Linked DNA regions of Homo sapiens: regions 1 and 2 are each linked to region 3. A link is a loop called in an ENCODE intact Hi-C map of the cell type or tissue named here. Cell type or tissue: endothelial cell of umbilical vein. All regions are shown on one strand. Links, peaks and the distances in the headings refer to the core of each region. The heading gives the core; the rest is flanking DNA.

What was found. A loop is a pair of places that touch in the nucleus more often than their neighbours do. Peaks named below come from ENCODE experiments on the same cell type or tissue, not always from the same donor. Only the 100,000 strongest peaks of a DNase experiment are listed, where the experiment ranks them.
Region 1: it touches region 3 in a loop (3-fold over the local background); 5 of 110 quality-filtered maps call a loop at or near these places.
Region 2: it touches region 3 in a loop (7-fold over the local background); 2 of 110 quality-filtered maps call a loop at or near these places.

Annotation. Positions count from the first base shown.
Region 1 is chr14:26,912,268-26,922,942 of GRCh38, reverse strand. It overlaps MIR4307HG (MIR4307 host gene), which reads right to left. Exons shown (of 4, transcript NR_110041.1): 4 at 8,200-8,586. Among named protein-coding and RNA genes, the nearest start is that of MIR4307, 9.0 kb to the right of the region's middle. In endothelial cell of umbilical vein, for the core only: a CTCF peak has its summit at 5,588 (motif pointing right); no DNase peak of the experiment used is centred there; H3K27me3 peaks cover 145 bases.
Region 2 is chr14:26,727,164-26,737,838 of GRCh38, reverse strand. The region is part of intron 3 of NOVA1-DT (NOVA1 divergent transcript); the gene reads right to left. Among named protein-coding and RNA genes, the nearest start is that of LINC02293, 77 kb to the left of the region's middle. In endothelial cell of umbilical vein, for the core only: a CTCF peak has its summit at 6,418 (motif pointing right); no DNase peak of the experiment used is centred there.
Region 3 is chr14:26,593,328-26,604,002 of GRCh38, reverse strand. NOVA1 (NOVA alternative splicing regulator 1) reads left to right here and starts at 5,970. Exons shown (of 5, transcript NM_002515.3): 1 at 5,970-6,702; 2 at 8,450-8,593. The coding sequence starts at 6,567. NOVA1-DT (NOVA1 divergent transcript) reads right to left here and starts at 5,356. Exons shown (of 7, transcript NR_147061.1): 1 at 3,816-5,356. In endothelial cell of umbilical vein, for the core only: no CTCF peak of the experiment used is centred there; a DNase peak (open chromatin) is centred at 5,502; H3K4me3 peaks cover 2,703 bases; H3K27me3 peaks cover 645 bases.

The DNA.
Region 1 (10,675 bases), core at 3,296-8,295, 320 kb before region 3:
CTCATGTACCAAATAAATGTACTTTAATTTTTAAACTTTGGATATTAGGTAGCAGAAAAATGACATAATTTACAAATGGTTTACATTTCCTTTGCCTCACTGATATCATGTCATACATCCTTCTTATGCTAAATTTTTGACAATGCAGTCTGCCTGTATCATGGCAGCCTGCCTTCCTCATGCTGTTCCTTTCTGCATCCACAGCAACCTGGCTTCTGCCTCCACTGAAAGTGTCAGGCATTTCTCAGAGATACCAGGGGTTCGGTTCTAGACTGCAGATGAAATGAATCACAAGAACTTTCTGGTTTCTCAGTGCATATAAAATTTGTGTTTACACTAATATTAAGTAGGCAATAGCATGATGTCTTTAAAATATGCATACCTTAATTTAAAAATACTTTGTTGCTAAAAGTGCTAATGATCATCTGAGCCTTCACCAAGTCATAATCCTTTTGCTGGTGGAGGGTCTTGCTTCAGTGTAATGGCTGATGACTGATCAGGGTAATGCTTACTGAAGGATGGGGTGGCTGTGGTAATTTCTGAAAATAAACAACAATGATATGCTGGTGGAGGGTCTTGCTTCAGTGTTGATGGCTGTTGACTGATCAGGGTAATAGTTATTGAAGAATGGGGGAGCTGTGGCAATTTCTGAAAATAAACAATAATATTTGTCACATCCATTGATTCTTCCTGTCACAAAAGATTTCCTGTAGCAAGCTATGTTGTTTGATAGCATTTTACTCACAGTAGAACTTTCAAAATTAGAGTCAATACTCTCAAACATGGTCACTGCTTTATCAATTAAGTTAATGTAAAATTCTAAATCCTTTGTTGTCATTTCAACAATGTTCATAGGATTTTCACCAGGTGTAGATTCTGTCTCAAGAAACCACTGTCTTTGCTCATCCATAGGAAGCATCTCCTCATGCGTTCAATCATGAGATGGCAGCAATTCAGTCACATCTTCAGGCTCCAATTTTATCTCTAGTTCTCTTTTTATTTCTACCACATCTGCAGTTACTTCCTCCACTGAAGCCTTAAACCCCTAAAAGTCAACCATAAGGGTTGGAATCTACTTTATCCAAATTCTTATTAATGTTGATATTTTGATCTCCTCCCAGGAATCACAAATATTCTTAATAGCATCTAAAATGGTGAATTATTTCCAGAAGATTTTAAATTTACCCAGATTCATCCGAGGAATCACTATCTATGGCAACCATCACTTTACAAAATGTATTTCTTCAGTAATAAGAGTGGAAAGTCAAAATTACTCCTTGCTCCATGAGCAGCTCATGGAGTAGCACTGTTAATTCCTTCAAGAACTTTTCATTTGCATTCACAACTTGGCCAAATGTTTGGTGCAAGAGGCCTAGCCTTTTGTCTACCTTGGCTTTTGATATGCCTTCCTCACTAAACTCAGTCATTTCTAGCTTTTGACTGAAAGTGAAAGGTGCATGATTCTTCCTTTCATTTGAACACTTGGAGGCCATTGTAGAGTTATTAATTGGCCGAATTTCAGTATCGCTGCATCTTAGGTAATACAGAGGCCCAAAGAGAGCGAAAGAGATGAGGGAAAGGTGAATCGGTGGAGCAGTCAAAACATGCACAGCATTGATTAAGTTTTCTCTCTTACATGGATGCAGTTTGTGGTGCCCCAAAACAATTACAATAGTAACATCAAAGATCACTGATCACGGATCATTAAAATATATATAATACCAATGAAAAAGTTTCCAATATTTCAAGAATTACCAAAATATGACACAGAGACACAATATGAGCACATGCTATCAGCAAAATGGAGCCGACAGACTTACTCAACTCAGGGTTGCCACAAACCTTCAATTTAGATGAAACACAGTATGTGTGAAGCACAATAAAATGGGGCGTTCCTGTGCTCCTAACCCAGTCAATGCTGACTCCTTAATGCAACAGACATTTTCAGTCTTAATTTTTATTTCTCCCTCTGCTGTTTTTAATGTTATGGATAATTCTCTATTGCTTAAAACATTTTATTTCTCTCACTTCTGTAACACCAAACTCCTGTAATTTGTTTCTAAATAATCTTAATTTACTTTGACTCTATTATTTCTTAAAAGCTAGTGCACTCAACTTTTTCCTCTCCACTGAGTGAGTTTTCTTATACTAAATTTCTCCTTGAAAGATCACCACATTTTTTACCTTAACTCTAGCTGTATGTTCTTACGTTTTCAAAACTCAGCATTAACCAGGATCTCTCTTGAGAAAATTAAACATGTATATCTACTCTACTTCTGAACCTCTCCACTTTTATGTCTCAGGAGTTTCTTAAATTCAAGATATCTAAAATGGAACTTATCATTTCCCTTCTAAATCCCACGTTAATTTATAGCTCTACCAACAATTCAGACACCTAGTGAGAAATCTCAGGTATTTTGTTTATAAGGACCTTACCTTTACCTGTATATATAATCTACAAGTCTTGTCAATTTTGTTTAATTATTATGCATCAAATCTGGGCAACCACTTATTTCTGGATCCAACCTTCCAATTTAGACCTTCATCGTCTTTGGCCTAGGATGTTCGAATCTACTTCTGATATTTGTCTTCTATACCCTTCAGATACATTCTCCACTTTACCAATTGATTGATTTACCTTAAACATAGACCTGATATTACTCACTTGGTTAAAATCCTTCAATACTTCCAACTTATCTAAAAACTTAAAATTTTTAATGTGCATATGATGATTTGCATGGCCTCATCCCATCTGCTTTTTAGTTTTGCCTCCTCCCGTGTGCCTTGCACTTTAGCAATAACAACTATTTAGAAAGCACTAAACACATCATACTAAGCCATGATTACATGCCTTTATCCAAACTCTTCCATCTGCCTTAAATAGACATACTCATGCCATTCTCTCTTCCCCTGGTAATCAACACCCTGTCTTTTAAGACTCAGCACCATATGTCACCTCCTCCAGAGAGTCTTCTAACACCTCTCCTTTGTAAGGTTAAACACAATTCATCTATTTTTCATGATATCCTATACAACCCTTTAATGACACTTTGAATATTGCAATAAAATACTACTTTATGCCCCTCTCTCTTTTTACTCCTTTCTCCTAATGACAGAGATTCCTTAAAAGCATTTGTATTCTTCTTTGTATTAACACAGCCTGATATTTACCTAATGCCTAATAGAACTCAATAAATGATGGCTGAAATGAAATGGGAAAAGAAATAGAAGCTTACATGGGGTGCCTTGTAAAGGGATTAGAAATATGCCTACACATGAAATATTTGGATATTCAAATGCCTCTTATTCTGGCTATTCATACATCATAAAGAGATTCCAGCTAAAGTAGAGGTAATCCTGACTCCACTAGTCCATGACTCTAATTATACTATGCCTCCCTTAGAGCCTAATTGTCAGCCCCTAAGACTTAGGCACTAATAGAATTATAACTACTAAATAATAATCTGTGTGTGAAGATACAGAAAAATTGTAAATGTTAATTTGTGTTTGGCATTTTAATTCTTGAAATCTCTGACATTTGATTTCTTCTCTAAAATTATCGCCTCTTGTTTAATGCCTCATACATCTTTACTACCATTAAAGATGGCGTGCAGGCTAGACAAAGGGGACAGAATTCAATTTATACACTCAATCAGTTTACCCAAATTAATCTACACAAAAAAGGAACATAAGTGACTTTTTAATGTATACATCTATTTGAAAACAAAACTATGAGAGCTATAGTTTGATTGTTGTTTCTTTGTTTGTTTGTTTTTCAATTATCTGAGACTTCCAAACTTAGCTGTCTAGTTTTTGACCCTGATTCTCTTCTGGAGAGTGCCACGTATTTTCTCTTTAGCACTCTTCCCCTCCTGATTAGAATTTTTAAACACTCACTAAAGAAACTTGTGATTAATGACAGTTAGAACTTATTGGACTTGAAGGACAAATGTTTGCTTCACCAGTTAAGGGAACGAGCTAATCAAAATGAAGAAGTGCAGGGCAAGGAAGAACAGGGAGAGAAACGAATGCTGTGAATCTGTATGGATTCGCTTGAAGAGATGAGCTGAACTTTTCATTTACTGCATCACAAACTTGACTCAACCTTTGTCTGTATTAAGAATAATGGAGCCGTTCTTATAAAAGAGTGTAAAACTTCTCAAATTAAGCCTCCCCCCTCTTACTTTTATAGCTTTTGGTTGGTATTATTCCAGCTTTTTCACAGTAAATGTTTCACAATATCTTTCATAGATTGAAAAAGTTTTCCACCTCCACAGTTACAAATCCTGCTATAACAAACCAAACTGGCTGTCTCTTCAGGGACTGTGCTTCATACTTCAGCACGAAATTGAGACTGAACTTTTTATTTGCTGAAAAGGTGACACAATTTTCTTTTATATGGTGTTGTCTCATTCTTCGCTTTTACAATGACCTCAGAGGAGTGGGTACCTGAAATATTTCAGTGCTAGATTGTTTGTGAACTAGAGATGAATCAGTCTTGAAAAGGAGGTAGAAATCCTTTTTGGTGGAAGGGCGCCAGGTAACATCTCAGAGTTTGCCATGTTGATATTTTCTATGTGTTTCATCAAAAAATTGCACTATTGATAGAAACTCAGGCATCTAGGAATGTAATGTAGCTGGCTATATGTTCTTTATTTATAACTAATCTCTGCAGAGCAAAAGAGAAGAGGGTTAGAAAAACAAGGATGAAAGTTACCATTGCCTGAAAACGTTTGTGTATGTATAATAGTACTTACAAAGTGGAAAAATGAACTATGTACTTTCTGCTTCCTGTGAGAAAAAAAATCTAATCACAAAATTATGCCTACACTGATTTTCAGAAAAATTTATGTGAGGATACGATATATTAGGACATTATGTAAAGGGGGCTTTACAGTACTTGAAAATTTAAAGTATGCTCAGAGTTTACTGTTTTTTTATTTTTATTTTTAACCTTTGCTTCTCCAGGAAAGATTCATTTGCATATTTCTTTAAAATATCTCTGCTTATATGTCCTAGTCTATCTAGTAAAACATCACATGGACCAAGCTGAATGACAGCTAAAAAGGTGCGATAGTTAAAAATAGATAAAGTATGGCCAGGCACAGTGGTTCATGCCTGTAATCCCAGCACCTTGGGCGGCTGAGGCGGGTGGATCACGAGGTCAGGAGATCAAGACCATCCTGGCTAACATGGTGAAACTTCGTCTCTACTACAAAAATACAAAAAATTAGCCAGGCATGGTTGCATGTGTCTGTAGTCCCAGCTACCAGGAGGCTGAGGCAGGAGAATTGCTTGAACCCAGGAGGCAGAGGTTGCAGTGAGCCAAGATCAAGCCACTGCACTCCAGCCTGGGTGACAGAGTGAGACTCCATTTCAAAAAAATATATATAACTATATATATATATATATATAACTAGATAGATAGATAGATAGATAGATAGATAGATAGATAGATAGATAGATAGGTAGATAGTAAGTAATCTGGCCTTTATTATTTCTGTACTTTTCTTTGTCAAAAATACCCTTCACTTCCCTTAATAATCTTCTCAGGGAAAGCACTTGTTGTTCTATTTATATGTCTCCAGGGGGCGATAAAGCAAGTCATCAAATCTCTGCAAATGACTCAAGGGCTCCAGTGCAATAAGGGGATCAATGTTCCCAAAGCTGTTGGACATCAGATGCCTGTTTAGTTTGGCAGATTAAATGGCTAGTACTTTTCCTTCAGTCAATTTACTGGAAGCCCCTCCCTTTCTTACTCTTTCCTCTCTTCTCATACACATAAGCTCCCTAGGGGTTCACAGTACTTTCAAACATTTTTTAAATGTTCATTTTGTTCTGTTATTAACAGAGCTTTTTATTCTAGCATACAAGCGTTTCATAATTTCCCTTCTTAAAAAACAACTCTCATGTTTCAGGAAACTATTCTGTAGTATATCTCCTGGGATAAATTTTAATACTTAAGTGCAATTTTTGAAAATCACTTTGATATATTATTAGTTTTATTAATATGACTTAACTTCCTTCTCATTAGTAAGGATTCAAGTTTCCTATCTCCTCGATGAAATCATGTGATGTGTTTTCAGTGCAGTCCATTTTGTAGTCAATTCACCTAATGAATACTGTAGAAATTTAGAATGAAAAAAAAAAAAGGAGATTAGAAGCTCAAAGGGATGCAACTCTGAATCTGATTCTAAAATCTCTTTGAAAAGACACAAGAAATAGAACAGGAAAAACAATGTTGGAAAGGAAAAATGAAGTGGGAAGAATGATGCTATCTGATTTTAGGACTTAGCATAATGCTATAGTAATCAAGATATTGTGGTATTGGTGAAAAGATAGACACATAGATCAATGAAATGAAGTCAAGAAACAGACCTACACGAATATGTCCAATTGATTTCTGACAAAGGTGCAAAAACTATTCAATAGAGAATGAATTTTGTCAATAAATAATGTTAGAACAATTGGACAACCATATGCAAAAAAAAAGAATCTCAACCTAAAGCTCTTTCCATATACAAAAAAAAAAACTCAAAAATGGATCAGATCTAAATATGAAATGTAATACTTCAAACTTCTAGGAGAAGGCATAGAAGAAAATCATTATAATCTATGGTTAGGTAAAGAGCTCTTAAAGATGACACAAAAACACATCACATAAAAGAAAAGGAATTGATAAATGGGTTTTATGAAAATTAAAAATGTTTCCCTCATTAATGGCCCTAGTAAGAAAATTAAAAGACAAGCTATAGAGAAGAAAAATATACTTTGAAAGCATATATCTAACCAAGAGTTTGTTAGAAAATATATATACTCACTACACTTTTTACTGGAAGGAAACAATTGACTAAAAAATGGGCAAAAGACTTGAACAGACACGTCACTAAAGAGGATATATGGATAGAAAATAAACACATGAAAAGATGTTCAATGTAAGAACATCAATTTAATGTCATTGGAGAAATGCAAATTATAACTGAAGTGAGATTCCACTACTAGATTTATAAGAATGACTAAAGTATACTGATAGTATTAAATGCTGATGAGAATGAAAAGCAATCGGAACTCTTATAATTGGCTGCTAGGAATGCAAAATGTTTTGAGTACTTTTTTTTACAAAGTAATTAATGATGTGCAGTCTTGTGCTTTTTCTCTTTTAGCTTGAACTGACATTTGAATTGTTTGTATTTTCTTTAAAATGAGAAGCAGAACTATCGCATTGACCTTCTTTATGTGGCCTTTAGTACCTAATAAAGTATAATTCTTTAACTCATATATTTGCTGATATTATTTTTATTTCATGTGATTGGTAACAACCAATAGTTTTAATGTCTAGAACCAACATCATGAACTTGCTTTCTGACTGGATAAAAATATAAAACTTGTCTGTGTACTTAAGTTTATAGTTGTTGGATTCTAAAAATAAAAGGAGTTTGGTGTTTTTGTGTTGTCATTTTTTTTTTTGTCTTACTAAAATAAGTGCCCTATGTGGCTAAATTAATTGGCTTGTAATCTTGAAGCATTCATCTTAAAATAAAATTGTGGGGTATAGATTATTTTAAATCTACAGGTAAACTCTGCATCAGGGTTCCCCAACCCCCGGGCCATTGACCAGTACCAGTGCATAGCCCGTACGGCTTAGGAACCAAGCCATACAGCAGAAGGTGAGCAGTGGGTAAGTGAGCAAAGCTTCATCTGTATTACAGCAGCTCCCCATCACTGGCATTACCACCTGAGCTCCGCCTCCTGTCAGATCAGTGGCAGCATTAGATGCTCATTGGAGCATGAACCCTATTGTGAATTGTGCATGTGAGGGATCTAGGTTGCCTGCTCTTTATGAGAATCTAATGCCTGATGATCTGTCACTGTCTCCCATCATCCCAGATGGGACCATCTAGTTGCAGGAAAACAAGCTCAGGGGTCCCACTTATAGTGAGTTGTATAATTATTTCATTATATATTACAATGTAATAATAATAGAAAGAAAGTACACAATAAATGTAATGCATTTGAATCCTGAAACCATCCCCCATCCTCACCCCAGAATGTGGAAAAGTTGCCTTCCACAAAACCAGTCCCTGGTGCTGAAAAGTTTGGAGAACCACTGCTCTGCATGACCATGCTTTCCAAGGAGACCAAAAAGAAAAACATAGATTAAAAGATCGCATTGCTATAAATTAACTATGCAAAGATTAGTATATCCTTTCATTTTGCTTTAATGCTACTTTTGTCCACACTTTAGATGACAGAATGGCATCAATCTTATGAGAGTTAATACGAAAGTTACTGCCTGGAGATACTATCTCTTAAATGTTGCCCAGAGCAGAATTTCCTCTTTAATTCATCAGACTCCAGACTCAGGGTCATAAAATAAGTACCATAAAGCGCCTTTGAGACCCTCCAATTGTCAACAGACTTCCCTAGAACCATTCATACCCACAGGTGATAGATTTCTTGTCCTTTTTCTGTTTTGCTTGGCTCTTGACTTTACAAATAATTTCCTGTTAACAGCTTTGTCTCCCACTTTGGAAATGATGTTTCCTGTGTCTTCTGTGGCCTTGACTTCTGGCTTCCCTTCTTGACCTAAGAATGATATATACCCTTTTAGTTACTCTGTCTATAGCTTCTCTGAGTAGACATTTCAGCTGGTGTATTCTGGACCAGGAAGGCTACACTTTCAGCAAAACTTCTCAATCAGCTTTATTATTTAACTTGCTCTGAATCTACTGTAGTATTTTATAATGCATGAAGTTTCCATTTCTATTATTCATTTATATTATTATCATTATTCATAATAACTAGCTAAGATTCTCAGAACAAAAATAATCATTTCTGTATAAAATATAAGAAAACTGAGGCTTAGAGAAGTAAAGCACCCTGACTAAACTTTCAGTAATTTCCTGAAGGGTTTAGAGCTCCTACTGAGGCTTGCTGATTCCACTTCCAATGCTATTTTCACAGATCCACACTAAATCTGATTTATCTCCTGGAAGAATGAAACCATAAACAAAAACAGCTGTTTCTTAAAGTTTCTTTTTTTTTTAACTAACAAATTCTAAAATTTCTAACAGTGGTCTTATGTACTTACTTTCTCTTTTTAAATATAAATATTTAATAGCTATAAATATGTCCTATACCCTGCTCTATCCCCAAGAAATATATGACTAGGCCTACAAAAATCAGGTAGTAGTCTAATAGGAAAATTTAATACACTCAGGCTCTTATTTCTCCTCCATTCTTATTAATTTTGCATGAAATGTGCCAATAAATTAACTCTTAGTATCCACTGGTTGTAAGATATGCTGATGCATATGTTTTCTTAGTTTTATGGAGAAATAAGGAATCGTCTAGCATAGAGAGAGTCAAGGAAAGAGGAAAATACTAAGTAAAGTTAAGAGCAGTGCCTAGTTTTCAGGAGAAATTATATATGAATTAAATTTACATAAATATACTTGACTCAAATTTTAAAATTATTCCTTTCTATCCTGTTTCATTTAGTAGAACATGCTTATTAATCATCTATAAGGATATAAGGTACAGTATATCATCTGTGAATATTCCAAAGCTTCTGAACCTTAGTAAAAAACACAGATTTAATCACAGAATTGCCAAGGTGGCATTGCTATTTGAATATCTGGCATGCCGTTTATACTGTATAAAGAACATACACATAGTAAGTAAACATAAATGCTAGCTACTATGATAATTGCTAGCATCATGAAATGAGGTTGATAATATCAGAGAGAGAAATAATTGAACTCACGTATGTATGCATAGTGGTTATAATGATGTGTATATCCTGCTCATTAAATAGCCCAAAGTTTTCTAATTTCTTTATGTTAGTCTGACAATAACAATCCTATTGAAAGCATTCTTAGGTGTAATTCTTTTTTAATTTCTGTCCCCTGGTTAATTTTAATTTTTATTATTTATTGTTTAATATGTAAGAAATATTTATCTCATAAAATATATTATTGTTTGGCTGGCCAATGTATTGAGTATTAATCTTGTTTTGTTTTTTGTGTTTTAACATTTTACTCAAGTTTCTTGTTAACGGTCTCAAATATTTTTTGAATGATACTTTTTTTGCTTCAGATTTGTGTTCAATACCATAAGAGATTTGCTTGTGTTCTGAAGTGAATTCTCCCTTTTTGTAGTGTGTATATATATATATATATATATATATATATGTATGTGTATATATAAAACATATATGTATATATATTTGCATATATACAAACATGTAGAATTGTAATCTATAGAGAGAAAATTGTTATTTATATATATACATATATATATATAAAGACATGTAGAATTGTAGTTCAGGTATTGTTCATTGTCTTTTTCTTTTCTTTTGTACAGATATCATGTGATTTTTGGATATAATAGATATAATAATTAGAATACTGGCAAAATAACAGACAACTTCTTATTCCTCAATGGGACTAGTTTTGGTTCTTTATTAAGCTTGACGTTTTGAAATACAAACATATAAAGACCAATCTCTTTCTTTAAGAAACCGTATTCTTTACCCTGTATTCTAAAATAGTTCCAATCTATATTCAGATAGTATCGCTACTCTTTCCAGCTTACTGCTAGTGAGATTTCTTATTTCAAACATCTTAACAGTTCAGCATGTGTACTTTCTTTGGGGAACCTTGTCTATCCCACC
Region 2 (10,675 bases), core at 3,308-8,307, 130 kb before region 3:
TGTAAGTAATTAGAATTTGTACTCCAAATAGAAATTACTTTACCTAATGTGTACAGCAATACCCTCTCCATAACCGTAACCACGCACCCACCAACAGGATCTAAAGCACTATCTCAAAACACAGGCATATCCTATCAGCAGCCTTTACAGGTTTGAGCATATATTTTCTTCCTATTTCTGTCTTGGCCACCTTATGCGATATTATCAACATAGGATATGAACCAAGAAAATCTAAACTTGAAACTTAGTTATTTTTCTACCACATCAACCAAGAAATAATGATTGTCCTAGCATATCAAAATGCTATTTCAGAGATTTTAAGAGCTACAGAAATTCAATCCATTAAAATAAGTTGTGGGAAGGCCTGGGGTGCTATTCAGCATAGATAAAATAAAGAAATATTATATTTTTACATAATTTTTATCCCCTTAGAAAAAGCATATCCTTTTTCAATGAATAATATACATAAAAGTCTTACATAACACCTGTTTGCTATTATAACTTTGTCATCTTCTTTATCCTCAAGATATTATGACTTGACACAATGCAGCTAATTTTTATAATTCACATCATAATCTCTCAATGTTTTATCTACATTGCCAATTTTAAATGTTAATAAAAATGTAAGGGAGTCTTTTGGAGTATGTATTTTAGCTATTGCTTGGATAAAGGGAATTCAGATGACTCTCAACTTTTCACAGCAGAATTTTCAATCTTTGATTTTGTGACCTTGTTCTCATAAATAAGATCTCCACAAATCTCATATTTATAATTTTATTGACTGTGATGTTAACACTCCTGATTTTGAATGATGGAAACTGTCCCTCCTTCAGCATTTACAATTATAAGGCTTTCAGAGACTTTCATGTTCTTTAAATGTTTTCAATATTAGTAGCCCCAAAGTTGAACGCCAAGTATTACTTAACAGCCCTGGTGTCAGGAGGGCCTTACAAAATAACCATGTTTGCATTTATGCTAGTTCTGAGGGGGATATTTGCCAGTCTTTACCTTCCTTGCGCTAGGAATTTCCAGCTGTTGAAGTAAAGATGAACATAACTTGACAACCCTTAAAGTCAAAGCATATAGATGTTCCTGCCTTCCAAATAAATTGCAAGCAATAATATTTGAAACAAAATTTTAAAAGGTGGAAATATTTATAATATTTAATGTGGAATGAGATCATCAACCATGCATCCCGATTGTCAAATATTTGCCAAAACTTCATAGACTTTTGAAAAACTGGTTTCATATAAGGCAAGTGATGGATATGTCAACTTCTATTAGCTTATGAGCTGAATTTTTCCAAATTATTCCTTATTATAAATATTTTCATTAAAAATTATAAGGAAAAAGAGAACATTCTTATTGGTTGTGTTGACTCATTGCCTGGGTGTTTGTTCCAGCAAAGGAATAAACAAAATAGGCTTTGGAAAATAACTTATCTATTATCATATATCTATGGAAATTAGTTTATATTTAAACAATCATGCTTTCATATGAAATCATATGAAACTTAGGAACATAAAAACTTTCATGAAAATCTCATCAAAGTCCATTAGGAAAGCTAACATCAGTCATGATGTTCAGGAACTTCATATAGAAAGAACTTATCTCACTTTAGGGAATCAACAAGACAGTTCAACTCTCACTTTCTCCTCTAAGTCATCCAAAGCTAGTGGTAAAAAGTCTTGCCTGCTTTTTCATCCATAATCATTATACAAGAAGATGTGATATTCAAATAACATTTTTAATGATATATTCTCAGGACATTTTTTAAACTTTTATGTTCAGGGGCACATGTGCAGGCTTGTTACACAGGTAAACTTGCGTCATGGGGCTTTGTTATGCAGATTATTTCGTCACCCAGGTATTAAGCCTAGTACCCATTAGTTATTTTTCCTGATCCTCTCCTTCCTCCTACCCTCAACCCTTCAATAGGCCTCAGTGAGTGTTGTTCCCCTCTATGTGTCCATGTGTAATCATAATTTAGCTCCCACTTATATGTGAGAATATGGTGCATTTGGTTTTCTTTTCCTGCATTATTTTGCTAAGAATAATGGCCTCTAGCTCCACCCATGTTCCTGCAAAAGACATAATCGTATTCATTTTTTATGGCTGCATAGTATTCCATGGTATATGTACCATATTTTCTTTATCCAGTTTATCACTGATGGGCATTTAGGTTGATTGTATGTCTTTGCTATTGCAAATAGTACTACAATGAACATACATATGCAGGTGTCTTTATAATAGAAAAATTTATATTGATTTTGGTAGATACCCAGTAATGGGATTGCTGGGTTGAATGGTATTTCTGTTTTTAGGTCTTTGAAGAATCATCACAATGTCTTCCACAGTGGTTAATTAATTTACACTCTGACCAACAGTGTATAAGCATTCCTTTTTCTTTGCAATCTCTTTGACTTTTTAATAGTAGCCATTCTGACTGGTGTGGATGGTACTCACTGTGGTTTTGATTTGCATTTCTCTAATGATCAGTAATGTAGAGCTTTTTTTCATTTGATTGTTGGCTGCATGTATGTCTTCTTTTGAAAAGTGCCTGTTCACATCCATTGTCTTAGGATAATTTAAGTGGTCTTCTGTCACAGAAAGAAATTAAACTCTACTTAAAAGTCAACTTTAATATTTTGCTTTAAAAAACGGTGGAAAATCACTTCAAAATTTTGAAATTTATTTCCAGATGCTAAGTCCAGGAAACTGCATGGTTATATTAGAAAAGACATAAAGTATTAACAGAAAACAATGAAAAATAATGGACATGATAACTAACCTGAATGATCAAGAAAAATACTATGAAATTAACTAATATTATAAAAGGAGTCAAGGAATCCTGAAATTCTAAACCTTTTTTTTTTTTTTGTATTTTTAGTTGAGACGGGGTTTCACCATGTCAGCCAGGATGGTCTTGATCTCCTGACCTCATAATCCGCCCGCCACGGCCTCCCAAAGTGCTGGGATTATAGGCGTGAGCCACCATGCCCAGCCTAAACCTTGTCTTAAGTTTAAACCAGCAATCAGAAGTGAGGTTCGGGGTTATATTTATATGGTTATTTTACTGGAATTCATAACAGAAGTGACTATTATGCTCTACTATGTTAGCACAGAGAATATAATAAATAAAAGACAGGCACCATGCCCTCAAGAAAATTATCATCCATGCTTTTCTCTTCATTTGCATATGGCAAGAGCTAAAAAACTCATATATCTAAGATAACTCTACACTACAATGTTGTAGTAGACTGACATTTTTATTTCTCAATCCAAATGGAGTTATTTCCATTAATAGGAGGAGGAGAGAAGGAAAAAGAGAAAGGAGAAAAACTTTACCTCTAATAATATAATTATGCTACCAAGTTTTATGTGAAACTTGTTTATAATAATGTTTGCTTTTATTGAATTTTCCAAACATTTCCCAAATATAAGTCACAAAAGTTGTTAGCAAAAGAAATATTCAAATTTGTTTTTTAAAGAGCTATTTTATGAATATACAATATTGTCAAGCTGTTCAAAAAAATGTTCCTGCACAATTTAAAGTACTTTGAAATATCTTTTATCATCCTTAACTTTAGCATTAGAGAAAATAGGAAACCACCAACTTATCTACCATCACTTAGCAACTTAAATACTTTAAGATTAGATCTTTAATAAAGATATTTAGCAAAAATAATTTGAATTCTTCTAAAGAAGTAGTATTGGAAAAGACAATGTTATCTAAGATTCTTAATGACTTTAGGCTAATTAAAAAAACAAAACTCTTATAATAGTAACACAAGGATTTCTCCTATTTGAAAATATTAATTTTCCACTGTGTTTTACATTATTTAAAAGTCACTTTAATATAATTGCACACAATATTTTGTCCATTTTTCTGTGTCATGGACCCACAGACAAATGATAAAAATTAAATCATAGAGGGATTATAATTACTAAAACTGAAAATGATCTCTGAAATTGGAGCTAAATATTCTCTAGCTAATGAAGCACATGGGCAGCTGTAAATTAACCAGTAATTCAAAATTTGTCAAAAGTATTTGGTAATATTAAACCTTAGCTAACACCACATATCAAATTTCTGTCATCTTATCATAGCAAGGCCACCTAAATCTTTAATTCTCCCTCTGGTTCAGCACTGTACTTAATAAAAAACACTTAAGACACACTTAACACACATATTAAAATTATGTTGAGTGAAATAAGCAAAGTACAGAGAGATAAACTGCATGATTTCCTGATATGGTTAGGCTTTGTACTCCCATCCAATTCTCATCTTGAATTGTGATAGTCATATTCCCAATGTGTCAAGGGAGACACCAGGTGGGGGTAATTGAATCATAGAAGTGGTTTCCCCCCATGCTGTTCTCATGATAGTGAGTGAGTTCTCATGAGACCTGATGGTTTTATAAGGGAAGGGGCTCTTCCCACTTCACTTGGTACTGCTCCTTCCTGCCACCCTGTGAAGAAGGTGTCTTGCTTCCCCTTTGTTTTCCACCATGATTGTAAGTTTCCCGAGGCCTCCCCAGCCATGCTGAACTGTGAGTCACTTAAACCTCTTTCCTTTACAAATTACCCAATCTTGGGCAGTTCTTTATAGCATTATGAAGACAGACTAATATATCTCCATATGTGGAATCTTGAAAAGTTGATCTCATAGAAATAGAGAGTAGAATGGTGATTATGAGGAGCTAGAGTAGTTGGGGTGGAGGAAGGGGTTCGAGAGGTATTGTTCCAAGTGTACAGATTTTAGTCAGATAGGAGGAATAAGTCCAAGAGATGCATTGTACAACATGGTGACTATAGGTAAAAGATTTCATTCTTGAAATACACTAAGAGAGTGGATGTTTAGTGTTCTCACTATAAAATGATAAGTATGTGAGGTAACACATGTTAATTTGCTAATTTAGTCATTCCACACTGTACATATATTTCAAAGCATCATGTTGTACATGATAAGTACATAAAATTTTATATTTCAATTTGGAAATTAAGTTTTAATTAATTTAATGTTTAAAAAACCCTTCAGGGTCTAATACAATTATTCCATGGGAAATATAAACTGTTTTATTTAGGTTTTTGTTTCCTATTAAGAGAAACAGATATAACTTGACATTTAGAAATATAATTTATTATTCCCAAATTCATCATACCCATTAAAATACAACTGGGGATAGAAATGATGTTGGAGCACTTTGGGAGGACGAAGTGGGTGGATCACTTGAGGCCAGGCGTTTGAGACCATCCTGGGCAACATGGAAAAACCCCATCTCTACTGAAAATACAAAAATTAGCTGGGCATGGTGGCATGTGACTATAGTCCCAGCTACACGGGAGGCTGAGGCACGAGAATTGCTTGGGCCTGGGGGCATAGGTTACAGTGAGCCAAGATTGCACCACTGCACTCCATCCTGATGACAGAGTGAGACCCTGTCTCAAGAAAGAAAGAAGTCTCAAGAAAGAAAGAGAGAGAGAGAGACAGAGAGAGGGAGGGAGGGAGGAAGGAAGGAGGGAGGGAGGGAATGAAGGAAGGAAGGAGAAAGAAAGAAAGGAAAGAAAGAAAGAAAGCAAATAAAGAAAAGAAAGAAAGAAAGAAAGAAAAGAAAGAAAGAAAGAAAGAAAGAGAAAGAAAGAAAGAGGAATGATGTTGGATACTCTACGTGTCTCCTAAAATTACTTCCATAGTTTAAGAAGTACAAACATGGCCATGATAAGGAAACATTCAGTTTTGTTTTTCCGATCAAACTTTGCTTCTAAGTAGAGAGAGACCAAATTAAATCATGGTGTTGGTGAATCATGCCAGTGTTCTTGGAAGGGGGGACTTAGTGTGACTTTCAGATCTAGACTGAACTGTGGTGGGCAAGAAATGGAAAAAGGGATCTAGATCTTAGAGCTTATTCTCTAATTTATTTTTCTTTTCCAGATTGAACTATTTTCTTTTCAACTACCATCGGCTCACACCACACACAAAACACATTTTTATTCAACCCTAAAGTTTGCAGATTCTTTTGAAACAGAGGAATTTAAAACCCATTAATGGTATTTATTTCTCATTCACTCTTCCACTGGTCACCCTGATCTTTAGTTTATTCTGCCTTATGATCTACCCTATACATGACTAATGGTATTATATGATGCTCCTCCAGTACTGTTTTTTATACTATTATTACCCTGGCTCCTTATAATATTATTAGCCAAATGTCCTTACCTTGCCAGCCTTTGAGTATGATATAAATTATATTTTTGTTTAATAATCCCCATCAGAATGTCCCAATTACTTATGTCCCTTCAGAGAGCCTTGTTTCTCTACTCAGTAACATTTCTGCGTGTTTTATTATAGTCTGGAATATTTCAATCTCTCCAGTGTCTCCACCAGGTGGCCCCACTGCCTCCATTACTGCTGCTGACCCTCCTAAGACTAGGCCTCCATTTTTCACAGCTGTCCTCAAGTGGGGGCCATTGCTAGACCACTGCTCTGGCATTGAAGGATTAGTCAGAATCATCCCTAAATGTTTATTGGTTTTCTTCTCAGCACTGGCCTGGCATAAGCTATACACCCATTTTTATTTCCTATGGCTCAGCAGAGATGAAACTATATATTTAAGATACATAGTTTTTACTAAAGATTTGCGTAAAAATGAAGGTAAAGTGCAAACGGGGAACTACTTACAACGACTGCTAGGTGTCACTACTCTCAGAGCACATAGGCTAAGAGGCTTCCTCAGTAATTTTCATCAGGCCTTCTCCCCATCCATTTCCAATGCTGTCAAAATGAGATTAAAAACCAGGTTACTCCTAACCAGTGGGAATACTTTGACTATGCACAGTTCCTAGTCCAGAATAAAACAGTCACAGAATACAACAAGAAACTTATATTTGTTTTCCCCCAACAAGGTGTAACACATATCCTTAGACCTTATTTCCTGTTTCGGGAGACCACCTTAGATAATAGGGAGACGGTGTATTCTTTTCAACCAAAGCCCTTCTACCTGTCACAGAAGTATATTTTAATTTGATTTCAAGAAGATAATTACACTGGAATATAGAACCTAACATCAACAAATTCTGTAATTATTCAGTCTTAAAAATATTGCCAGCTGTGAACATCAACAACTCAAACTGTGTATGGCTATGCCATGAGGAGATCAGTTCCATGACAGTTTTTCCATAGTAGGAGTTTTAGAAATTGCAGATGAAACTACCAGTATGGTTACAATGCATATCAAGAAAGCTATACTTAATTTCCTAGTCTACAACATCTGCACTCAGGTAACTTCAGCCATCCCTAAGACTATTGCTTTTTGTATACATAACTAAAAGGGTCTTGGTAATTGTTCTCGTATCTTTGGAATAGCTTTTACTGGCTGCTATATCCATGAAAAGCAGGTGGAGGGGGAGAATTATTAGTCTCAATGGGCAAATTTTACACTAGAGTATCCATTCCATGATATAACTTCTAAACTTAGCATCTTTAATCTAATCTTCAAGACCATATAAAAGTTTTCGATCACATAATTCATCAATATATAACTATTTCTTTACACTCTGGCTAAAAATCATCTCCATGATTTTTTTCTTACTGATTGCCACATCACTCCTTCTGCCTGGAATCTAAACTTACAAGTTAGATACAAGAATACAAGCCTGTATTCTTCACTTCCTTCAAAGCCAAGTGCAGCCAATGTTTATTGGTTGCCTTCTCAGCGCCAATTTTCCCCTTTCCCCTTCCTATTAGCATCTTGTTTTCATTTGAGATACAGAATCTTCTGAGGAATTTACTTCTCTCTCAAAGCCAGGGATGGGGCATATGCACTCCATACCCACAAGCCACAGTAATTCATTCAGAAATTCTCCCAGGATAACTCAGCCTCTGGAGAGTAAGAAGAGTGTTTGAAGTTTGGAATTCTGTAATCATTATTGTTTCCAGAAGAGAGGTGCCTGAATATGATGCCAACGTGCCGAGGGCAGCAGACACAAAAGCTTACAAACAAATGGAGCCAGATCCTTGATGACATTTTGTATCCCAGGATGAATTCTTTTCAGAAGCCAGATCTACCTTTGAACTTTCTTGTTACAGGAGCTGATGAATTCCCTTTATTTTTGTATCCGAGTGGGACTTTCTGTTTCTTGCAATGGAGGGTATATTTTCTACTACTCATAGTGTAAACTTCATCTTCTTTGGGAAGCCTTTTATCCTTGAAACCACCTGACTTTTTCTCTCCTACTTATCTTTTCCTTGGCTGTTAAGCTGCAGTATACTAGGGTAATCTGCAATAATCCACAGTAATGGCAAATTAAATTACCAAAAATCAGTTTTAGTATTTAAAATGTTCCTAATTTGATTACAAGCTTTAAAAGGCATAAAAAAAACCTTCTCTTGCATTTTTTCTGTCAAGAACCATATACAAATGTGGTTCTTGAAATTTTAATTCAGAAAATGTTGACAAATATCAATAAATGAGGCAAACAGCAAAAACAGTAGAATTTTGTTTTACAGATAATGACTTAGTAACATACATCTCATGGTTAATAGATTAACCATGTAATAGGTTAACACAATACTTCTGGAGGCTCCTGAGTGTGTTTGTAAGGGATGACAGGATAGTCTAAGATTTGATTCCAGATATCAAAGCTGATAATTTCGCTGGTGATAAAACTATTCATTAAACAGTTACAGAGCAATGAATGTTTTTCACAAGGCATCATTTAGCTTTTCTTCAGAACTGCAAATCCTCATTACAGAGAATGAGTGTAATTAATAGCTTAAAATTCATAGCAGGCTCTCAAATGCTGAGCTGAATTAATAGTTTAGATTTACACAATTCTCTTTCTAGATTTTATGTTGAATTGAATTCCAAAGTTAGCCATTTTCTTTTCCTAATTAGCCTCAATTCAAAAAATATTAATTGAATATTTATATTGTACCCTGTACTATGCACAGCTTTAGAGACACAATGGTGATCAATACAGGAGGTTTCTGTTCTCAGGGAGCTTGCTGTCTAGCACATATCAATACTTCAGATATATAAGGAAAGTAATTTGAATTCAATTTGAGAAATGGCGTGGGAAGCTCAATATGCTGTGGAAGTACATAAAAGGGGTGAACATTTTACCCGTTTGGTAGAATCACAAAAGATATCCCAGCAAAATCATGTCTAAGTGAAAACTTCAGGTTAAGTAGGATTCAGGTGGCTAGATTGAGGAGAGAGACAGTGTCGAAAGAATGCCGCAGGAAGACAGAACAGCATTTGTGAAGGACTAAAGCAAGACCATTAGGCAATAACGATTTGATATTTTGTTTAGTTTTGTGTTAAAACCAAATTGGGTGCACAGAAATACAAAAGTGAATTTTCTAACTTTTGAATTTTCAAAATTCTTCTCAATAAGCTAGAGCATTCAGGTCAGAGCTATAGGAAATCAAAATGAAATGTTGGATTTGGGCATCTCCTGATGTTGCATTTGAAATAACTCTTTGTGTGGGTTCTTTGGGTTAATTGTTGTAATAATTTAATATCAACAAAAGGAAAAAATTATGACTTCATTAACTTCCATTTGTCCCATATCAAAGATTAAAATCCCATTACTTGCATGGGTCATAGTCAGATTAACCTAATCTTACTGTGTAGTACGTGTTCACTGGCAGTGCACAGGCATTCAGGTAACAGGGAAATAGAAGAAAATTAATATTTAAGTGCCTACTACATGTCACTGTGTTTTATATATGCAATTTTATTTAATTTCAATGAGGAAGGTGTTATTATTTGTATTATACGGATGAGGCTACTGAAGCTTGTGAAGTTATCACTTGTTTAATTAACACAAAATTTGTCCTACAATATCTTAAAATATTAACACATTGGAGCAACAATGATGGATTTGAGTATTTAAGTTAATCCATTTGTTTTGCTACTTTCACAATAAATCACATATTTGAAGTTCTTATGATAGAGTCATTGATTAGGAAGGTTGTAGTTCACAAGTGTATATTTTAGATTTGGGCTTGCACATGACTTTGATATAAAATTATACAACTGTGTACAATGCCACAGCCATATGTGCCACGCTTAATAAAAGATCACAACCTGTGCATGCATTTGTATTTATTTTATACATGTTCTCTACAAATAAAACAGCCAGTTATAAAACAACTGAACACACAGTCTATGAGTTTATGACAACATCATACCTTATAATTGACTATGCTTTCTTTGAAAATAATTTAATTTGTGTAACTTTTATATTTATGACTAAGATACAAGGTGTCATAGGTACTGTTTTCCCAAATGGTTAACAAGTTGATCCAACAGTATTTATTCAACGTTTTATTCTTTCCTCTATCTGGCTTGAGAGGTCAATATTATTATATAGTTAAGTTCTCTACATACATGGTTCTATTTCATGTACTATTATTTTCACTAACCTGCTTGTTCTGTTGAATACTTTTAAACTATAAATGGTTTTGTTTTGTTTTGTTTTTTGAGATGGAGTATCACTCTGTGGTCCAGGCTGAAGTACAGTAGTGTGATCTCAGCTCACCACAACCTCCACCTCCCTGGTTCAAGTGATTCTCCTGCCTCAGCCTCTCAAGTAGCTGAGATTACAGGTGTGTGCCACCACACCTGGCTAATTTTTGCATTTTTAGTAGAGATGAGGTTTCACCATG
Region 3 (10,675 bases), core at 3,313-8,312:
ATCTTACGGTTAAAATGGAAAGGTCCACAACAAAAAGTCATAGCTCTTGAGTATTATTAGGGTGACCATATAATAATCTAAGTTAGGACAATTTTGAGGGTATTAACAATTGTTCTGGGACATCTGGCCTAAGCTAGGATCATTTGGGGGCAATTGGACTTGGAGTCACCCTAGGCTTTATCAGAATACAGTATATACGGTATACAGTCCAAGTGATTTAAAACTTGGTTGACAAAACATATAAATACTAGTCAGTTATTGCTTTGTTAGTCTACTTTTGTAGTTCTTTTTTAAGATCGTTTTTCTTCTCCTTTTATATCTTAACATCTTTATCTTTCATTGTTTTACTCCAGAAATTTTTCACATCCGAATGTTTTAAAAGATGCAACTATCACATTTTGAACTGTGGTTCCAAGAAAATGTATTTTCAACTGTAGATTTTAATAAGTATTATTGTTTTTAAAATGCAAAAATACAGAGAGTAAGTATGTTGAATATATTCTTTACATTAATCTTGTTTTCCTTTGTATTTATTTTTCATTGTGCCTAACGGTACATCATCAAAATGTGTACTGCTAACTCATTTAAAAATACCTGGTAAGGTACATATTATGTACATTGATTTTGATAATATTCTTTGTCAGATTCTACAAATGGTAGAAAATATACTATTTTTTTTCAAGAAAAAGGAACTTACAGAGCATCTATCAAGTCTCCTATTATATGGATGGGAAAATTAAAATTCAGAGAAGTTAAGCTACTGTAAGTCACAAAGTTAGTGCGTGGAAGAGTCATAACCAGATCATCAATTCAAGGTTCCTTTTTTAACTATTTTGAAATAATTTTAGACTTAAAGAGGAGTTGCAAATATAGTAGAAGTTCTCCTGTACCCTTCACCCAGCTTCCCCTAATGTTTACATAACCATTATACAATTATTATGAAGTTCTTTTTTATTGCACTGTGTAGTCTTAGTTCAGATTTATTGCCTTTAAGTCAAGTGTGTAAAGTACGAAATGATACATTTCATAATATTTAGAAAAAGTGCTAGAAAAATTAATGATCCATTAGAAACCAAGGAAGCATATTCAGTGCCAAAGAATTTAGTATTCTTTCTAATCCTAACATATCTATTAGGATGACATATTTACAATTGGAATATTAAGATTTGGGGACTTTGAAATAGTATAGAACACATTTATCTCTCTATATAAATTAGTGTGAGCTTTCATACTTTTATAAACATATCCACCAATAGTGAATTTATTATTAAGTAGAGAAACATGAAAACTGTTTAATTTTTGACAAGGTAAAGTACAATAAATAATTTTTCTATTAGTGAAATCTTAGAAAAGTATTTCTAATCAATACGTCTATTTATAGAACTTGTTATAAAAGAATTGGGATAGGTCATGTATCTTTTGGTATATATTTGCTCCTATTTTCTTTGTGCTACATTGAACAGCAACAACAAAACAATAACAACAACAAAATCAGAATACATACATTGATTCTTCATGACTTATACCTTAAAAAATTAAAAATTTGTTTGTGAAGAGCCCAGAGAAAACAAATTATTCAGGCTTTTTACACTCAGTGCTTGGTTACAGTATTTGAATTATAGAAATTATAAAGCCTTCTTTTTTCAGTACTTCAAGCTTTCCAAATTATTTCATTATCCTTACTATTTAATTCCCAACAATACCTTCTATTAACAGTCTTCTCATTTTCTTTTCCCCTAAATTTAGGTTGATACTTGTAACGAACTGGTAGAGCCTCACTCATATGTCTGTGCTCTATCATTTTAGGGCCCACTGGCCTGATTTTCCGTCACCGTGGGGATGTTCTGACACCAGGAGGTATTAATGCCCCACTGTTTCCAGCCTGTGTAAGGGCAGCGCAGACTCCAGTGACCAGAGAAAGTGCTCAGAAAAAGATGCAGTGCTGGCAGTTGAAGACTGGCCAGCATGAATTGAGTTAATGCCACTAGGAATAGATCTTGACCAATGGCTGAAGGGAGCTAGTACATATATACCTCAGCTTTCTCACACTTCCAGTGGGATAGTTCTAGGGCTAGTGTTTTAAACTGGCTCCAAGAAAATCACAGTGAGATTAAAAACAATGACAACTTGCTTGGCAATTTACACTTTTTTTTTTTTTTTTTTTGCTTTCCTTCCCTTCCCTGCCTCACTTCCCATGTCCTACTGTGCTTCCTGAAATTATTTCCAAAATACATTGCTTGCACTTGAATCTTTAAATCAGGGTCTGCTTCTGGTGAGACACAAATTCAGAAAATGTTTTCCCAAAGCGTTCAAGAGACATTCAAGTAGTGGGAGTATTTATGTTTTGTATTATGTTTTGAGTAACAGGATCGATTGTAGGAAAAGCAAGAGAATGGAGACAAAGTGAGTTTAGGGATATCTGTGGATATCAACTATCTGTCCTTTGTCTTGAAAGCCAATCATTGTTACTGAAAATAGAAAATCTTATGTCTATATTACTTAGCCTGAAACAGGAAGAAAACTCTCTCAATAAAAGACAATAAAGAACAGGGATTTTTTTATTCATATTAATATCATTTTCTATCATAGTTGCTTATAACTAACACAAGTTCTATGGTGTCTTAAGGTGTTATAAATATTATTAAATTAGTAGAGCTGAATTGCTTTGTTAATTAAAAAATAAAATTGTATTTCTTTTTGGAGAAAAGGTCAAACGCTTCTATTATATTTTTAAAAAGTATATTCTAACAGTTTATTTGTAGCATAAAAGGTATATCATACCAAATATTAATAAACTGAGATCTACTGTACATTTTTAGTTATTCAGCTTTATTAGCTGATACAAAATGCAGAAAACGAAGGGTAAAATGTTTGTGATGTCCATTTAATCAGAATTATAGGGATATGCAATAAGAATGATGTAGAAGTATAATTTTTTTTAAAAAAACAACAAAATATACTAAAAAATGGAAGCTTAATTAGAATGTATTCTCTGATAATCTTCATTGTCCAGATTATTAATAGTTCGTAGCTGACTGATACTTTGATGTCTGACTAGGTCTTGGGATAGTCTCTGTGATTCCTGGCATATCATACCTAAGTTACCATTCAGCATCCCATCCACATTAAAAATTATATCTACCATTTCTGGGCCCCATGGAGTGATAGGTATAATAGTATTTAAATATTAAGTCTGAAGAAAGAAATCAGAGAAGGGTCAAATAAATACTATAAGAATACAGTGTGACTTTTATTTAATAGCATGTATCTGTAAAGCAATTTAACTTACAAGCTCTTTTTCAACTTAACTGATGCATGGCAATGCCAAATATTTTCTAAACTATGTTAGATATATTTTATTTTTAGAAATTTGTTAAACTAAGGTTTTCCAATTCTAACCTCAGTCTTTCTCCAATTCAAAATTACATTCTACTGAATACTTTGCTCGAGCTTTAGTGTAATATGTTTGAGTTATCTGTCCTTCAAATATCTTTGTCCACTGTTGTTTACTGTTTTAAAACAATCTAGTGCCAAATACCAGCCCTTTTGTAATTTTTCATTTAAAAACGTCCTTACATAATTTTGTACACTGAACACTTTGTACAACGTCTGGCATCAGCCTTTTACTATCTTGAATACCACATACTTATTCCAAACCTTTTTTCCTCATCACAGCTCCATTTGTACCCAATTGTATGTTTAATTCCTCTTTATTTTGGTCATGAAGGCTATATAGTGGTTTCCCATAACATTACACATCGGATCAAAATTTTGGACTTTGGTTAATAGACCTTTTCCAATATGCACTAACTTACCTGCTTTCCTTTTCTTTCAGCTCTCAGCATACCTTCTTCACTGATTGAGGCAAACGTGTTTTCCGTAGTCCAGATGAACTTTTAGTCCGAAACTAAACGTTATTCTCTTCCTCATTCAGTGGACTGATATCTCTCATTGCTTAAAAAGCACCAGAAATCCCAATGCCTCCTAGATGATTCTTCCAACAAGAACGCTATGAGGAGCGTTAGCATTCCTTGCTATTGCCTATTTAATCTATCAGGAATTAAATTTTATTCTATTCACTTTGGTTATTGCCTAGATATGCATATATTCTTGGTTAGAATATCATAATTACAGTGAAGTTCCTTCTTATGCTTAGTATGAAAGCCATCTTTTTGGCTGAATTGTTGTAGTGGAAAGTATAGGGAAGGAATAACTTCATTCTACAAATCTAGTGAATATGTTTATACCTTTGTACAGCTTAGAATACATTGCCACAGTCTCTCTCGTTTGACTCCCAATAATGGTGGAAATTGGTTGGAGTCTCAGTCTCTGTTTTGAGTGGGAGGGAATCCGGAGCTCTAATGTATTACAATACTTAAGACAGCAGCCTTTGCAGTCACGAAGACCTGAGTTTGAAATTACTACAATGTTTATAACTGCGTAACTTTGGGTAAATTTCTAATATCTTTAAACCTAAACTACCTCATAAAATGGGGACAGTAATAACTACACGACATACTGCATGTAATTGACACAGCATGCAAAGTGGATTGTTTGCCACGTGGTAAGTAAGCCCTTAATAAATGGCAAGACGTTAAGGGATTTGCCCAAGATACACTTGTAAAACAGCCTACAAGGACCAGAAACCAAGGAAGATTTCAGACTCCGAATCCCATGCTTTTCTACTACCCTGCTTCCTAGAACACTGAGTTAATTAAACTACTAATTTGATGAACGACCTTGAGCAAAATACTTCACTGAGTCAGTTTACTCATCTGTAAAATGAGGGACTTGATTTAGATAATGCCTAACGTCCTTTCAGAGTCTATTCCAGCTACATTAGATGTTTTATCCGGTGTTGCAGGGTTGACGTTCAGGTCCGTGATATGTCCAAGATCTGTATAATCATAAGCCGTGCACATGGCAATGAATTTTATTCCGACACTCGTATTTCGTTCAATATTTAGTTCTGTGTGCACACTCAGCTGTTGCCTGTCTTTAGTCTGCCTACCAGCGCCTTGTGAAGGGAAGACCCACACCTAGCTTTATTTATTTATATCCTGGCTTGTTCCCGAAAGGATTTAAGGCGGCGAGTGACACTCTAAGTCCCCTAACGGTGTCACACAGTGCGATTAAGAAATCCTCTTTGGATGAAATCATACCGTAGAAAATCGCCGATGAGTGAGATGCTAACTAATTAATGTCTTTTACCCAACTCTTAAAAATAAAAACTAATGCACCTAGCAAGAAGTCCTGGAAGCATACAGTGCTGGCTCTCCCTCCAGCTCTGACGCTGTCCCACCCGTTGTCAACGGTCACTCGAATGCCCTTCTTAGACTAGCCAAAATTGTCGCCGCTCCAGTACCAGCTGGACCAAGATCCCACCCCACCCCTTCGCTGCCCCTCATCACCCAAGTTTCCTGATTGGGAAGGGGCCCGAAGAACCTTTCTCACATTTCTATTTTATTGGCTGGCACGGCTGTCAGTAATCTCTCCTTCCCGCCTTCTAGCCTAGCGCGTTTCGTGGACCCCTTGGTTTCTGCGACAAGCCGCTTACGTTTGCCTGAGCCGTGTTGCCGGGGACCAGCGACCTTTCACCCCTCCCTTCCCACAGGAGCGCCCCGGCCCCCGCCCCCGCCCCAACCGCCGGCGCGCGTCCTCACCGCGCACGCGCTCCCCTCGCGCGCGCACACGCTCGCGCACACACGCTCCCTCGCCCCCGCCCGCGGAGTTCCCCCTCACCCCTCAGCCGCCCCGCCGGCTGAAGCATCGGCGCTGGGAGGCGGCGGCGCTGCTGAGAGGCAGGGACCCGAGCGCGAAGTGTGTGGGAGTCTACGAACTCAACCCCTCTCTACCCTCCCCTCACAGCCACCCCCCTCCCTCCCCGCCAGCCCCCCCCAACAAGCGGGAGAAATAATGAGCGAGACCGGGCGGCAGCAGCAGCAGCGCCGAGCAGCCCAGGCAACGGCAGAACCGCTCCGGCAGCGGCGGCGGCGGCAGCACCAGCAGCGGGAGCGAGCGCAACGCTAGCGCGGCGCGGGGACCGCCGCGCTCCTTCCCGGCTCCTGCCCTCCTCTGCCGCTCGCTCCTCTCTCGGCATCCACCTCCTTCCCCTCCTCCTGCTCATTCACTCTTTCCCTCACTCTCCCCTCCTCCTCGGCTTCTCCCCGCGCCCCGCCAGCCCTCGCGCTCTCCCACTCCCTCTGCCTGTCCTCCCCGGTCCCCTCCTCCCGCTCATTCACTCGCCCCTCTCCCTTCTCCACTCTCTCCCCCTGTCTCCTTTCTTCTTCTTCTTTCACCCTCCGTCTCTCACACCCCCTCCATTCCCCTGTCTCCTTTCTGACACTGCACTGCAGCTGCTCCTCAGCCCTGCCCCCTCCCCAGTGAGAACAAACCAGCAACATTGCTTTTTTTCCTAAAGAGATTTATATTGATCCGATTAAAAAAAAAAAACCTTAAGAAACCCCAAACGCAAAAAAAAAAAAAAAAAAAAAAGAAAAAAGAAAAGAAAAAGCCAAAACAAAAGGGAGAACCTTCTCCCGGTAGCAGCGGCAGGAACTGCAAACATGATGGCGGCAGCTCCCATCCAGCAGAACGGGACCCACACTGGGGTTCCCATAGACCTGGACCCGCCGGACTCGCGGAAAAGGCCGCTGGAAGCCCCCCCTGAAGCCGGCAGCACCAAGAGGACCAATACGGGCGGTGGGTATCGCTTCCACCTCCCCGCTGGCCCCATCCCCCGCCGCCCGCCCCTGCCTCCCTCCCTCGCCGTCCTCCCTCCCTCCTTCCCTCCCTCCCTCCCGCGGCCCGGACACCTCCAGCCCGAACCCGGCGGCCCCTGCGCCCCTGCCCCGCGCCCCCTCCCCTGCACCTGCCCCGCGCCTAGGTGTCCCCGACACATTTCCATTTCTGTGTTTATCATTCATCAAAATGGCGACCAGTTTTTCGGAATAGACCTATCTTTCCATTTAATCGGTCCAGAGGTTGACCATGTAAATATCCTAGACCTGGGCAAGAAGGTCCATTCAGGAGGAGGAGGAGGATGACCCCGGAGTGAGGTGATGGCCGCCCGAAGATGCGCGCTGCGTTTAACAGTCTGATAAAATAAATAAATAAATGGCACTTGGGTAGCGGATTGCGAATGACTGGGGCGCCGGAGAGTTTTTCCTCTCTCCATCCTCTTGCTTTGGGCCACAAGTAGTATGCAAAATCTTGATGAGTGCATGCCCTTACCGCACTTAGATTGTCGGTGCAAATATTTCATTGATTTGTCTTCAGGGGGGTGCATACGAGGGTGGGGGTGTCTGGAACGGTGACTTGTTAGTTAACATCCTGCGCTTCCTTGGAAGATGAGTTTTAACGGGACCGATATCGCTTCTTCATTTGCACTGGAATCATCTTAACAATGCACCCAATGCATCGAAGCAGAGGTGAATTTATCTCCAGCATATGCATTGTAGACGGATGGGGGTCTTTTGAGTGGCACACCACAACATTTGGAACATTCATTCACATTAAGAAAGCTGGATTTACCGGGGTGTCTCCTGTATAAGATGTGATCAAGTTGACGGAAATTAAAGTTTGTGGAGTTGGCTTAATTTTCTAAAACGTTTCATTTTATTTTTCCTGGTTCTTCCACCCCCTTTCCGTTTTAAAAGTTGTGATTATTTTGGGAAAGGAACATTACCTGTTTTGTCACTTTTAAGCCTATTTAATATAAATGACTCCTAAGCTTTTTAGTATTGGCAGAATTCTTCTTAAGGTCCTTTAATTAATGAGCTTAAACGAGATCACGGTAGACTAAGAAGTGCTAAAGAAATGCACTAGGATTAGTTAGATTTGCCAGTCCACCACACTGAGTTATTTCCTGGCAGTTATTGAAGACTTGGAATACACCCCACAGTTTGGGTGGATTATTTGGTAGGAGAATGGTTGTTTTGCGGACTTTAAGTAGGATATAGGCAATGGCTAATTGTAGTCCTTATGTGTCTGCTAATGACAAATAAATATAGCTCATCACTATTTACAGTCCTGGGCTTTTCTTCTTTTTTAATATGTTAAGTGAAGGTTTGTCATCTTATAAACCTCTGAAGTTTTGTTAAAGGGTCAGTTCATTTCATTTTGCCACAGATAGAATTGGAAGATTTCCATGTTTGGAATAACAACTGGAATTTAGTCATCAGTTTTTACAGTGCTGCAAAATAATAGAATATGTTTATATTTTAATTCCAAGCTTGAAAGTATAAATCCTATAAAATGGGAAACATTTTGTACCTGTTTGTTTTTCAATGTAATTGGCTTATTTTCATTCTCAAAAAATGTTTAACTTCATATTTCCTGCAGTTATATACCCAGTGCTTTAGTTGCTGTTTTTCTCTCTTGAGGGTGGAGAGGGGATACAAAGTTTGAAATACTGTGTTAACCGAGTATATTTCTTTGCATTTTTCAGAAGACGGCCAGTATTTTCTAAAGGTTCTCATACCTAGTTATGCTGCTGGATCTATAATTGGGAAGGGAGGACAGACAATTGTTCAGTTGCAAAAAGAAACTGGAGCCACCATCAAGCTGTCTAAGTCCAAAGATTTTTACCCAGGTAGGTGCAATGGTGAAGAGATTGTTTGATGAGCTCCCCACAGGAAAGAAAGATCTACTTGTGTTGTGTGCTGTCTTGAAAGAATTTTTAAACAATACTGGAGACTTTATTTAGATATTGCTTTATAGGAATATATTGTGGAAAAATTTTCAGATTATTTCTATTGTTGATTATGCCTTTTTCCTATAATTGTTGTACCGTGTATGTGAATTAGACCAGTTGCAAGATGATTCGGGTATTTCTGAATAATTCTTATTAGCAAAAAAACTCAAAAATTTAAAGATAGAAACCTGGACAGCTGGCATCAGGAAATAGGGTTCTTCTGAAGTTTTCAGACATCATTGTAATGACAATTAGCTTAGAGTGAATTCAGAAGAGGGGGGTAGGGAGGCTTCTTAAAGAATGGACCATTTACTTCTGAATCCATTATGTACCTCTTTCTGCTTCATTGCTTTGTTTGTTGGCCTTGGAGTGAAGTAAAGAGGACAAGTGTTGCCTCTTCAGATTTTTTAAATATTGCAGTTTTAATGCAATTGATATAAGGAAATTTATACTGTTATGCAAGAAGTAAAATAATGCTTCAGAATTCATGTTAACTTAAGAGCTAAATTTGATTAAATATGTTGACAGTGTAGTACAGTAACCTACTGGAATATGGGAAGTTTCCTTGGTGGTATAAATTTTTTGTTTTTCACTTTCAAGTATGCCTTTTTAAGTGTTAAATAGTTCTGCATGTCCATCTTTTTCTATTTTTTTCTTACATTTTGCTAATCACTATATGTATTTTAGGTTTAAGGGAAAAGTCTCTGTAATTGAGTAGTACATTTCCTAGATAAAACATTATCAGCTGATTTGCTTTTATTTAAATCTAGCTTTCTGTGATTTTTTTAAAGGTTATTTTATCTTTATGGCTGTCAAAAACGTTAATTCAGTGCTGAGGGAACCAATACTGCTTTAATTTTTTTCTTCCTGGTGGAAAAGAAAAGCTGATTTGCTTTCAGTGATCTAATTCAGTAAGAGTTCTTTAATACAGCAAAGACATCTGGCATGAATGTAAGCAGAACATTTGGAGGACTTCTTTTTCATAGCCAATCACTTGGTATTAGAAATGGACCATTATACTGGATAAGAAGGTTTTAGAATGGTTGAAACTATCATTTAGTTTTACAAATTAAATGTAGTATTTTTTGTAAACATTAAACTTATTAAACTAAAAAGTAATATATTAGACACGATGTTCCTCTAAAGTTTGTTTCCTATGAGTGTAGTTTTGCAGATGGCTTTCCTTGTCTCTGAAACTTTCCTTATGCATTAAGAAAGTTTGCTAACATATTCACATTCATATGTTTAAAAGGTATATTATGATAAAAAAAATCAATGTGGAATTGTGAAAACCCTTAGTACAAATAAAAGCACTCAAAAGAGCTTGATTGCAGAATTAATAACGTGATAGTTCTAGGAAAAGAGCTGCAATGGTAAATTAAATTCACTGTCAATAGATGAAAATGAAATAGCTTTTTTGCATTATACATGAGGTGGTATCAGATGTGCAGGGATGTTACAGAAAATTGGTGTTTATCAAGGATATTCCAAATAGTAAATTAAATGCCTTTTCATTTGAATATAGTTTATTTTCAGTGGGTTGGAAAGGGTGCACTGAGAATTAGATCTTTTGTTTTTAGTCCACTTAGTTGTACATTTTTTGCTTATTACATTGAAATTGATTATTTTATTTATAGTTCTGAGGCATGTTATTTGTATAGAGCAAGAATATCTGTTGGAAAAAAATGGAAAGCTGGAATGCGTTGAATAAAATTTTGTGTGTGTGGTGACGTAACCTGATCAAATGTGAGTTGAAATGTTGGATAAAAGAAGTCTATACTTTACCGGTAACAGGTGGAAACCAATCACACAGTATGGGATCAATTTTAAGGATAAAATAAAGCCTCGTAGTTTATAAGAAGCTTAAAGAATTCTGAACAGTTTGTATTAAAATACAATTTTAACTGGATTATTACCTGTTTGGACAGATAATCTCTTTGCTTCAGATAGACATTAATTTTAATAGTCTTTCTCTTCGCA